Regions from separate parts of the Homo sapiens genome. Here region 2 is linked to region 1. A link is an interaction called in ENCODE POLR2A ChIA-PET data of the cell type or tissue named here. Cell type or tissue: HCT116. All regions are shown on one strand. Each heading gives the region's core, and the rest is flanking DNA. Links, peaks and the distances in the headings are about the cores only. Region 1 overlaps RANBP17 (RAN binding protein 17). Region 2 has its middle 26 kb from the start of RANBP17.

Evidence for each region. Peaks named below come from ENCODE experiments on the same cell type or tissue, not always from the same donor. Only the 100,000 strongest peaks of a DNase experiment are listed, where the experiment ranks them.
Region 2: POLR2A ChIA-PET joins it to region 1 with 5 read pairs; 5 of 35 experiments call an interaction of 5 or more read pairs at or near these places.

The regions. Positions count from the first base shown.
Region 1 is chr5:170,890,257-170,895,646 of GRCh38, reverse strand. It overlaps RANBP17 (RAN binding protein 17), which reads right to left. Exons shown (of 28, transcript NM_022897.5): 4 at 3,094-3,260. Among named protein-coding and RNA genes, the nearest start is that of RANBP17, 31 kb to the right of the region's middle. In HCT116, for the core only: no CTCF peak of the experiment used is centred there; no DNase peak of the experiment used is centred there.
Region 2 is chr5:170,833,383-170,838,772 of GRCh38, reverse strand. No RefSeq gene overlaps it. Among named protein-coding and RNA genes, the nearest start is that of RANBP17, 26 kb to the left of the region's middle. In HCT116, for the core only: no CTCF peak of the experiment used is centred there; a DNase peak (open chromatin) is centred at 2,366.

The DNA.
Region 1 (5,390 bases), core at 258-5,257:
TGAGATAGAGACACTCAACAATAAATAAATAATAAGTAGCTTAGGCACTAATTCAAATCTCTTGTTCTAATATCAGATAGGATCACTTAGGCTCTTTTAACATTAATTGTGCATGTATATGAAATTGTTACATACCTATAATGATGGCATGTAAAGTACACAATGCAATGAGATAAATACATGACTATCTATATAATGTTTTTAATTTAATCAGCTTCCAATTTAATCTCAAATTTTCCATCATTAAAATTCAGACTTTATATGCACATTACTAACAAACTACCCTTGTGTGAAATCATACTGGAATTATGAAAATCATAAATGCAGCATCCAATTACATTGCAATCATTTTTAAAAACTGACACAGAAGATAGATACACTTTTCAAATCTTAATTTTATAGTTGGTCATTCCTTTTAACTATCACAGAATTCCATTATCACTGGATGTAATTAAATTCAAATTATCTCAGAACAAAAAAAGGTCTCACAATTTTTGCATTTTAATTATTTATGGCCTTTCAAGACAGTCTGAGTGTCTGAACTGAGCTCCAGATTTCCTACACACTGAAACATCCATCCTATGTGTACACCAGGTTAATGTTCCCCAAAGTGTGGTACCCTGACCAATTGCTAGAACCAGCTGATTGATGACCTACAAACTCAATTCTAATTTGAAAATAGTTTGTTACTCGTCCATGACAAAATAAAGAGCATGTAACAGATTATAAAACAGCTAAGTCACAAAGTACACTAGGTCAGCTGGCTTTTTTGTCATAGCAAGTCTTTCTCAATGAAGAAGGCACTATGTTCATTTACAGTCTTACATAAGCTCCTTATCTTGCTGAAGACCGGTAATTTGAATAGCACTGCCCTAAATGACAGTAGGATCTCCTGAGTATATCAGTAGAAAGGAGACACATAAGTATGTTTGGAGTGTGGCAGCAAGAGGGCCATAATAATAGAAAAAAGAGAATGCACAAAAGTTCAGGCTGTTAAAGATGTGACAAACTTAAAATAACTTTTAGGACAAAATTCACAAAAGCTGCTAATACTCAAAGGAACCATATGATAATATTCTAGAAAACTAAAACACTAAAGCCAAAATTGACTTTCTCATGATGCAGGGTTAGGTCAAGCCATATATATATATATATATATAAAAAACACGTACTAACTATTCTATGGTGATACTATTATATAATAAACTTTCAAGCTAAAACATGTTGTTTCTTTTGGTCTTCCAGAACTGGTAAAGGTACATTGAATCCCAACTTAAGTTGAGCTTACTGGCCACTAAAGAGGGAGCTTGAGAAATGTTAGCCAACAAGAATTTCATTCAATTTCAACCCTGACTTTATTTTTAAAGAACTGCATGGTCGCCTCTTGTCTACTCAAATAAATCTTGATGAACAATCTTAGTAAAAGACAAAAGGGGGATGCTACTGTGCTTGCCAAACTTACAAATGCAACTCTGAAGTGTGAAGCTCATACTTGTCCTGAATAAACTATCCTTCTGCCCTAGTATAAACTGATCTCCTCAGAGCTAAGAACACTTATTCCTGTGGAGTTCTAAATGATCAAATATTTGTTAACCAGGTTTTAACAACATAGATAAGACAGAAGCAGCATAACCTAGCATTTCATATTCTGAGGTTTCCAGCACTGCACTATATGATGAAGTTATATCTTAGACAGGGGTTGAATTTTAAAGTTACTGCATAAAAGTAAAATCTCCGAAAGTCAAAATTGCCCATACTCAACCATGAACCAAAACTGAACCATCTATTAATCAAAACTGCCAATTTTTCCTCAAGAATACTAACAGAGCATGGATTTTTCTTTTTTTTTTTTTTGAGACGGAGTCTTGCTCTGTTGCCCAGGCTGGAGTGCAGTGGCGCAATCTCCGCTCACTGCAAGCTCCGTCTACCGGGTTCACGCCATTCTCCTGCCTCAGCCTCCCGAGTAGCTGGGACTACAGGCGCCCGCCACCACGCCCAGCTAATTTTTTGTGTTTTTAGTAGAGACAGGGTTTCACCGTGTTAGCCAGGATGGTCTCGATCTCCTGACCTCATGATCCGCACGCCTTGGCCTCCCAAAGTGCTGGGATTACAGGCATGAGCCACCACGCCCAGTCCAGATCATGTTTCTTTAGCTGGACATCAGATAAAATAGTTCTCTTCTACTTGGGAATTACGTTTGTATGAAAAAATATATACATATATCTTCAAATATCTGAATCATACTGAGCAAGGCATGACAGTCATCCTGAGTAAGAGTAAACAGGAAACAAGAGCAGATTCAGGTTTCCCTAAATCAGCCCAGGACATGGAATCACTGGCATGATTTAGTTTAATGTTTTCTTGCCTCTGTTTATTTTGTTTTGGTTTGGTTTGGTTTTTTTTTTTGGCTGTCCATATATCTGAATTTATGTAAGTTAAATGTGCATATACTATGACTTTATTTTAATCACTTAGGTTAAAAATATTGTTTTTAAAATAACTATTCTTTATTGATATATAATAGCTGTACCTATTTGATACCTATATACAATGTGTAATGATGAAATTGAAAACATTCTTGAGAAACTGATATAGTCAATGTGGTATAGTGTAAAAATTAAAAAATTAAAAAATTTATCGTAAGTTGGAGGCTTATTAAATGCTAGCTGTATGCGTTAATCAGTCACTATGCAATCTTACAGAAATTATTTAACCCCTCTAAGCCTGTTTTCTTGTTTACAAAATAAAATCTATTTCATTTTAGGTTGTGATGAACATTTAATTACATAATCTATGAAAAGCATTATATACATGTTTTATATATACAGTACATAGACATATGTGTCATAAATGTACACACATTTTGAAATTAGAAAACATGATTATTTACATTCTTCTGATTTGGAAATTATGTAACAGCACGATCCTCATTTACTAACAATAAATGATAAAGGATCCAGAGGATAAATAATAAATCATAATTAACATGGTACTGGTAGTCACAAAACAAACTATATCGCTTTAAGAAGAGCAGTATTCTAAACCAAAAAAAGCAAGTAGTGATGTTCTAACCATGTAGCAATGACTTCTTACCTGGAGAAACTTCTTCACATCAGCAATAATTTCTCTGAAGACAAATTGGTCTTTCTGAACCTCAAACCACCCCAACTTAGTGATTTTAGCAATGACTTGAATAAGAGCTTGGATGACAAAGGGAGCCAGCTTGGGCTGTGATGCCACGTAATTCAGAATGTAGTTTCCTACAAAGAAAACACTCCATGGGTCATCTGGACTTTTCAGAAACAACATAGTGTGAATCATATGAAGAAAGAGAGGTGGGGGTGGGGGAAGGGGAGGGAGAGCATTAGGACAAATACCTAATGCATGCAGGGCTTAAAACCTAGATGACGGGTTGATAGGTACAGCAAAACACCATGGCACATGTATACCTATGTAACAAACCTCCATGTTCAGCACATGTATCCCAGAACTTAATGTAAAAAAAAAAAAAAAAAAAGAATTTTGTGAACTTTAAACAAAAAAGTTGCAGTATTTGTTACAAAAAACAGAAAAAGAGGTGGCAATGACATGCTGTGACAAAAAGTTAATAGCTCTCCTCAAGACATATGTTTATTTATACAGTTCTTTTATTAGGCTTCTTTTGAAAAAGCAAATTTGTTCCAATGCATTTGATATATTAGGGAAAAACGTGAATAGAACACTTTTGTTGAATATGTCACTTTTGTTTCTGCATGATTTTATCTACCAAAAAATGCTAGGTGAATGCAGAAAACCGAAACCAGGCTGATATGGTTTGGATTTGTGTCCCTGACCAAGTCTCATGTCCCCAATGTTGGAGGAGGGACCTGTTGGGAGGTGATTGGATTATAGGTGCAGATTTCCATCTTGATGTTCTCATGATAGTAATTTTCACTAGATCTGGTTGTTTAAAGTGTGAAGCACCTCCCCCTTCTCTCTTTCTCCTGCTCCAGCCATGTAAGCCATGCCAGCTTCCCCTTCACCTACTGCCATAATTGGAAGTTTCCTGAGGCCTCCCCAGCCATGCTAACCGTACAGCCTGCAGAACCATGAGCCAATTAAACCTCTTTTCTTTATAAATCACCCAGTCTCAGATATTTCTTTATAGCAGTGTGAGAACCAACTAATATACAGGCCAACTGAACAAAACGCATATACCTCAAACATCTACTATGTATCATCAACCCCACCCATCCTTATCTGGTATTATATCTTTCCATACTATTTCAGATCATCTTTCTTTCACCACTTTACAATAACTCACAAGCTGCAACCCTTCTGAGTCCCACTTCTAAGAACAAACTTCAGGTCTTTCCCAAGGTAAAGTGTCATATTTATTGTACTATGCTTTCCTTAACCATTTAATGTGTAAAACTCTACTAACCTTTGATTTGATTTGTATCTTTTTCTAAATATGTCACTGACAAAACTTTTAAATTTTATTTTCATAATCTGATTTCTCTCATAAGCCCTGTGCTTTTTATTATGTAGCATTGCATAGCACAGTCACTTTTAGGAACATGTCATGTTATAGCAAAAGTGACTATACACTGTCTTCTTGAGGTAGCATTAAAAATACAAATAAACCCCATCTCTACAAAAAATTGTTAAAACATTAGCTGGGTATTGTGACATGCGCCTACAGTCCTACCTACTTGGGACACTGAGAATGACTATGCCACTGCACTCCAGCCTGGGTGACAGAGTGAGATCCCGTCCCACCAAAAACAAACATAAACAGTATAATATGATAAAATAAATATATAAATTCAAGAAAGCATAAGTAGAATAGTAAAGTCAAGCTTGTAATAAAGTTAATACACCAAAACTGTTAAAAGTGGATAGCAAATTCAGTTATGAGCTTTCTAGTTGACTCATGAAGTCAGATAACAAATACACCAAGAAGTCTCTCGGAAAACTACAAGAAGAATTTTTAAAAGAGAAAAAACTCCATTTCCACTTTGGCCTGAAAGGCCAGCATGCCATTTGGGAAAATAGTAAAGAAAAGGTAAATACCTCAATATTTAATTAAAAACAGCTTTGATGGAAACAACTCCAAAATCCAAGAATGTATGCAACAAGCATTCTTGATAATTGTAGTAAGATTCTTGATATTTAAAAAAGTTCTTGTAACTATTATACTTCAACCTTAATTTTTATTAATATTAAAATAGTTATACAATAAAAAAGATAAAATACATTTTGAAAAAAAGCATAATTTCCTTAGCATTAGGACAAATATCAGAGAAGTTTCTCCTACGAATCACAGTAATATGGTTCTAAGCTTTGTTGCATGTAATCTTTTATTTCAATAACAAAACATAAGAAGATGACACTGCTTCCTGAATATA
Region 2 (5,390 bases), core at 183-5,182, 57 kb after region 1:
TTATGATGCAAAGTGGGGAGACTGCAAACCATGTAAAGGTTGTAGCAGGGCTGCAAACACCACTATGTTCACCAGAAGCTTCATTCCAAGCCATTCATTCATACCAGCTTTGAATCTTTGGTTTTAAGCCAAAAGAAAAAACATCCCCATTTTTTCATCTTGTTTTTCCCTCTTTCCCTTCCAGAAAAATTATAAATCTGCCACAGATGATTTCAAGCCAATGTTGACATCAGATTCCAAGTTTAGAGAGGATAAATAGGATATTTAAAAATCCAAAAATGCTCTTCTGGGATGCAATTTTTTAAAAGACAGCTTTTGGGTTTAAAGCAAACTATAATCTTGACAGTAGAATTGTAGTTTTTGCCTTCTGATTCGTTCTGGAAGCCAAACCCTGAGAGAGTTATTGTATGAGAATAAAATTGTTTTATAGTGAAGTCCAAGAAGTATTAATAAAGAAAAATTATGTAAAATATAAAGTTTATTATCATGTATGATTTAAAAATTGTTAGGGAGCTATTTTCCATTCCTTTTTTTTTTAAACCTCCTTCCCTCTCTCTTTCTTCCTGCTTTCTTCCTTCCTTTTTTTCTTCTTAGTCATAAGACTAACATGTCCAATACATTTAGGCTACTATTTTATGAAATACTAGAAAGTATCTATGGCCCAACTTAACTGGCTTCTGTTTATTTGGGTTTGGGGGTCAAGTGAGGTTCTGGGCATTATTTAACACACCATGACTCTAAAATAACTACTAAGCGACTGGGCATGGTGGCTCATGTCCGTAATCCCAGCACTTCGGGAGGCTGAGGCAGTGGATCACCTGAGGTCAGGAGTTTGAGACCAGCCTGCCCAACATTGTGAAATCCCATCGCTACTAAAAATACAGAAAAATTAGCCTGGCATGGTGGCATGTGCCTGTAATCCCAGCTACTCAGGAGGCTGAGGCAGGAGAATCGCTTGAACCCGGGAAGTGGAAGTTGCAGTGAGCCGAGATCACACCACTGCACTCCAGCCTGGGCGACAGAGCAAGACTCTGTCTCAAAAAGAAAAAAAATGTAAATAAAAAAAATTTTAATAAAATAAAATAAAATAACTATTACCAATAATAGAGGATAGGACTTCTTTTTAAACATGGTAAAAGAGTTCTCACATGTATTGCGGTTTTCTCCTCAAACTCCACTAAAATGATACCGAAGGAATTTGAAAAATACAAACTAATAAAGGCAAAGAGAACAGGAGAGGGCTCCACGGCAAATGGGGGAACTCAACACAATGTTTGGAAGCTGGAAAGCAAATGAATAGGTGGTAACTGATTTAGTACAGCAGGGACAGGGCAGACCTAGAGATCCATCACGGGAGAAGATGACAAGAGGCCAGCCATGTTGCACTGCAGAACTTCCGAATGTCAAGACGTGAAAGCGATATGAGCCCCTGGAGGCAGGGTTGTGGACTGGGCCTGAAAACGGGATGTTTTGAAAATTGCTATATAGAAAAGTAAGATTCCTTTGCAGGTATCTCGTTCAAAAGAATGAGAAAAAGAAAAAAAAAAGACAAGGAGTTTAATTTCTTGTAAGATTTGCTCAGTTTGGGCCAGTGATAAGATGCTGGACCAGGAGATTAAGGGGAAGTCAGTGGACTGAACAGGGAGACCTCAGGCCATTTCCCTGGGGGCTCCCAGAATGCTGGCAGCCAGGTCTACATCTTCCAAGTGAGAAACTGGGAGAATCCTTCTGTGGGGAAACTGACCTATTTGGGAGATGTTACCTTCAGATAGTGCACATGTTACTTGGCTAAACCTAATTTTTAAATTAAAAGCAACAGTAACAAAACACAATCAGACAATCGCCTATGGCTTTGTTTGAATCTTGACTTGCCTGTCACTAACTTGTGACCTTAAGTAATTTCACCGACTTGATCTTAAAACTTCCTTAAAATTGAAAAATCTTTCACTGAATTGTAATGAGGATGAAATGAGATACATATGTAAAAGCTTCTAGGGGATACAGAGGCACTTAATAAACAGCAGGGTTTTTTTTTAATTAGTTCATAGTGACCAATAATTATAGTAAAAGTAAGTCCTCTTAGAATAATTAACCTACTCTGGCACAGTAACCTTTGGCCGAATATTACTCTGGGCAGAATATTATATTGGCTTGCTTTAGACTCTTGCTAAGTGGCTTGGCTGTTGCCTGAGAAACGGTGATTGAAACTAGACATACAGATTTCTGTCTAAGTATGATAGATGAGGTAAGATAACAGTGGAAAAAGAGGGGAGCTCGAAGAAGAGGGGGAAAGAGAATTGATTTTGGTTTCCTTCAAAGGGTTGGTGTCATTTTTCTTAGATTTGTCATCATGTCTTGTTTGATCACTTGAAACCTAGGTGTCAAATACCACTGCATGTTTCACAAAAGCGGCAGGTTTTATAGAGGAATTGGAAAGGTCTGCAGATAAAGAGGAAAGGAAGCGATGGTGTTAGACTCTAGGTGCTATCCTGGAGAAGGACAGGTACCCCAGAACAGAGTGCATTGAAAAACCCCTGCACAGGAAGTAGAATTAGAGGAACAGGCTGATGTGGGTATCGAGGGGACACATACCAAAGGCCCTCTAGGTTCCAAGTATTGGCCATTCGGTTTTCTCTGAAATCTTCCAACTATAACCTTTGTCCAAATAGCTAGCTCATGATGCCACTATTACATACCCTGTTTGACAGATGAGAAAATATAAGCAAAGAGGTTAAGTAATTTGCCCAAGATTGACTTCTTAGCAGAGACAGGATTTGTGAATCTCACTCCAAAGTACATCTACCTTTTTTTAAAACTCCATTATTCCATCTCTTCCCAGACATGAACTTATTTTTATGAAATAAGTGTATGCAAGCCCTTTGTAAGGCATAAAGTTTTACATAAGCTCAAGACATTTTAGATATTATTTAATATTTGAAAGGCAAACGACACCTGAAAATCTGGGGTGCAGTTGTGCTTGTGTAACACTCAATGTATTTAGTTTGCCTTCTGCTTGTGGAGCAGGTTGAAATAGGAGAAGGGAATATGAGGCTGAAATGGAGATAAAGTGGAGATAGAAATGAAAGATGATGGGTTTTGGTATTTCAAGAGAAAAAGAATAATAGAATTATTTTTGTGGTGTAGAAATTGCTCAGCTTAAACATTTGTTTCTCTTGCATTACAAAATTATGTAAGTATAATGTGGATTTTCTTGGTGTAAAATTAAACAGGAATTATTTTGAGGCTGATCCACAAAAAGTTTAGGTTCTTGCTACTGAAAGTGTGGACTGGGACCAAGTTTTGGCTCCTCTTGGGAGCTTGCTGGAAATGCAGAATCTGGGCCCCACCTGAGTCAGACCGTGCACAGATCCCCAGGTGACGTGTATGCACATGGTGGTCCCTGAAGCACTGTTTTAGACCAAAAGCTAAAGGTTGTGAGTGAAGAGAAAAGGGCACGAATTTGGACAAGGGCTTTTCAGGGTTACATATTTTCGATGAGAATAAGGATTTTCAGGAAGTATTCTGAGTATTTTTTAAATGAATAAACAGACTAGGAACAAATCATCCCAATTGCCATGGAAGTGACTGGACTGTGGCCTGAGAGGGGGGCTGTAGTGGGCATGTGTGTTATAAATGAAGCTCATTAAACAACAGCAAAAGTTTAGGTATTAACAGAGATCAGGACATTCAGTGCAGCCTCCTGTTTACCAGTGACATTTAATTACCCAAAGAAGGTCTGAGTGAAATCTTGAAATTTTAGCTTAAACATTTCCCTTTAATATGTTAAGTAAGTTCTAATAAAACAAATGTGGATTTCTGTCTTGTCAAAGCAATTTAGTATTTTATAATGCTAAGGAGGAAAAGAGATATCCAATATCGAACACCTTGAAGAAACCAGAAGAGGGGAAGTCTATGGTGCCCTTAGGTGTCTTGAGTCCCCACGGGGGGCCAGATCCCATTTCCTGGCAGTCCGTTCTCACTATTTGTGACCTTGCACTCTGCAAAGCATGATGCTGGGAGCCATTGGTGGGGGATGTGAGGCAGAAAGACAGTGATTCAAGGCTTCCCAGCAAGAGCTACAGGTCTCTGACCTAAAGAAAATTACAATTCCTCAGGTCCTCAGAGAGTGAATTAAGAATTTACATGCATTCAGTCAATTTATCAGCATATACTTAGTAAACATATACTTCTTGAACAGCTCTGTACAAGAAGGCTTATACCAGAGCACAAGCCTTAATTCTTTTCTTCCAGGATTTTTAAATCTCCATGCCCAAAATGGCAGAGTGTTTTACAAAGGGGTGGGTGACGTCTGTTTGGATAGGAGAGAGCACTGTAATAATTCACTGCCTGTATTTAGGACTGAACAGTGGACAAAGCACATTCAGAGTCAGAGGGAAGTAATCGGTTTTCCCATTTTAGAGCCATGGAGCAGGTTGGGAGAGGTTTAATAACCCAAGGTCAAGCCTTGCTATAAACCGACAGAACTGGAAATAAAATCTAGGTCTTCCATCATTTAATTCCATGAGGAAAGAATAACCCAGATGATGATCATGATGATGGTGGTGGTGGTGGTGATGGTAATGGTGATGATGGTGGTGGTGATGGTGGTGATGGTGATGATGATGATGGTAGTGGTGGTAGTGGTGGTGGTGGTGGTGATGATGGTGATGGTGGTGGTGATGGTGGTGGTGGTGATGGTGATGGTGGTGGTGGTGGTGATGATGATAGTGGTGGTGATGGTGGTAAGGAAGGGTAAAAGACAGGAAAGGCAGTGCTAGGGACTCTCCTCCTTAAATAAAGAACAGTATTGCTAGGCCTTCCACTAGTGTTTGTTCTGGCTGAAGGAGAAAAGTGAGTGGCTTCAACGGACTGAAACTAGGACAAGCAGAGGGACTGGGGCATCCCAACGTGATCTTAGCACATATGGGGATTCCCAGAGCTTCATCAAGTGGATGTAACTGAAGAATCCTCATTGTAACCCACAACCGAGGTTAAAAAAGTCAGGAGCTTCACTAAATGTATCTGGCAAGCATTTCGTTTTCCCTTAAATAAAATAAATTCCCTTAATAAAGCCAATGGAGGCAGGGTTGGTGGCAGGGGTGGGAGGTGGAGAGGGTATGTGTGATTTATTACAGAGCAAGAGGAGGGCCTTGATGACTCTGAACTATCTATTTACAACTGCTGGCTCGAAAACCAAGTTGTACACTGGTTTCTCTTTTTGTGCCAATCTTACATTTTTTAAAGAATATAACTTTTATGAATATCATCATTAGTGCTATAAGCACAGGGAAGTATAAGTTAATTCTACAGTAAAGTGATTATTAAATCCATTAGTCATATACAAGGAATCCATAATTAACTTATTCTCCAGCATCAAGTAAATGATTCTA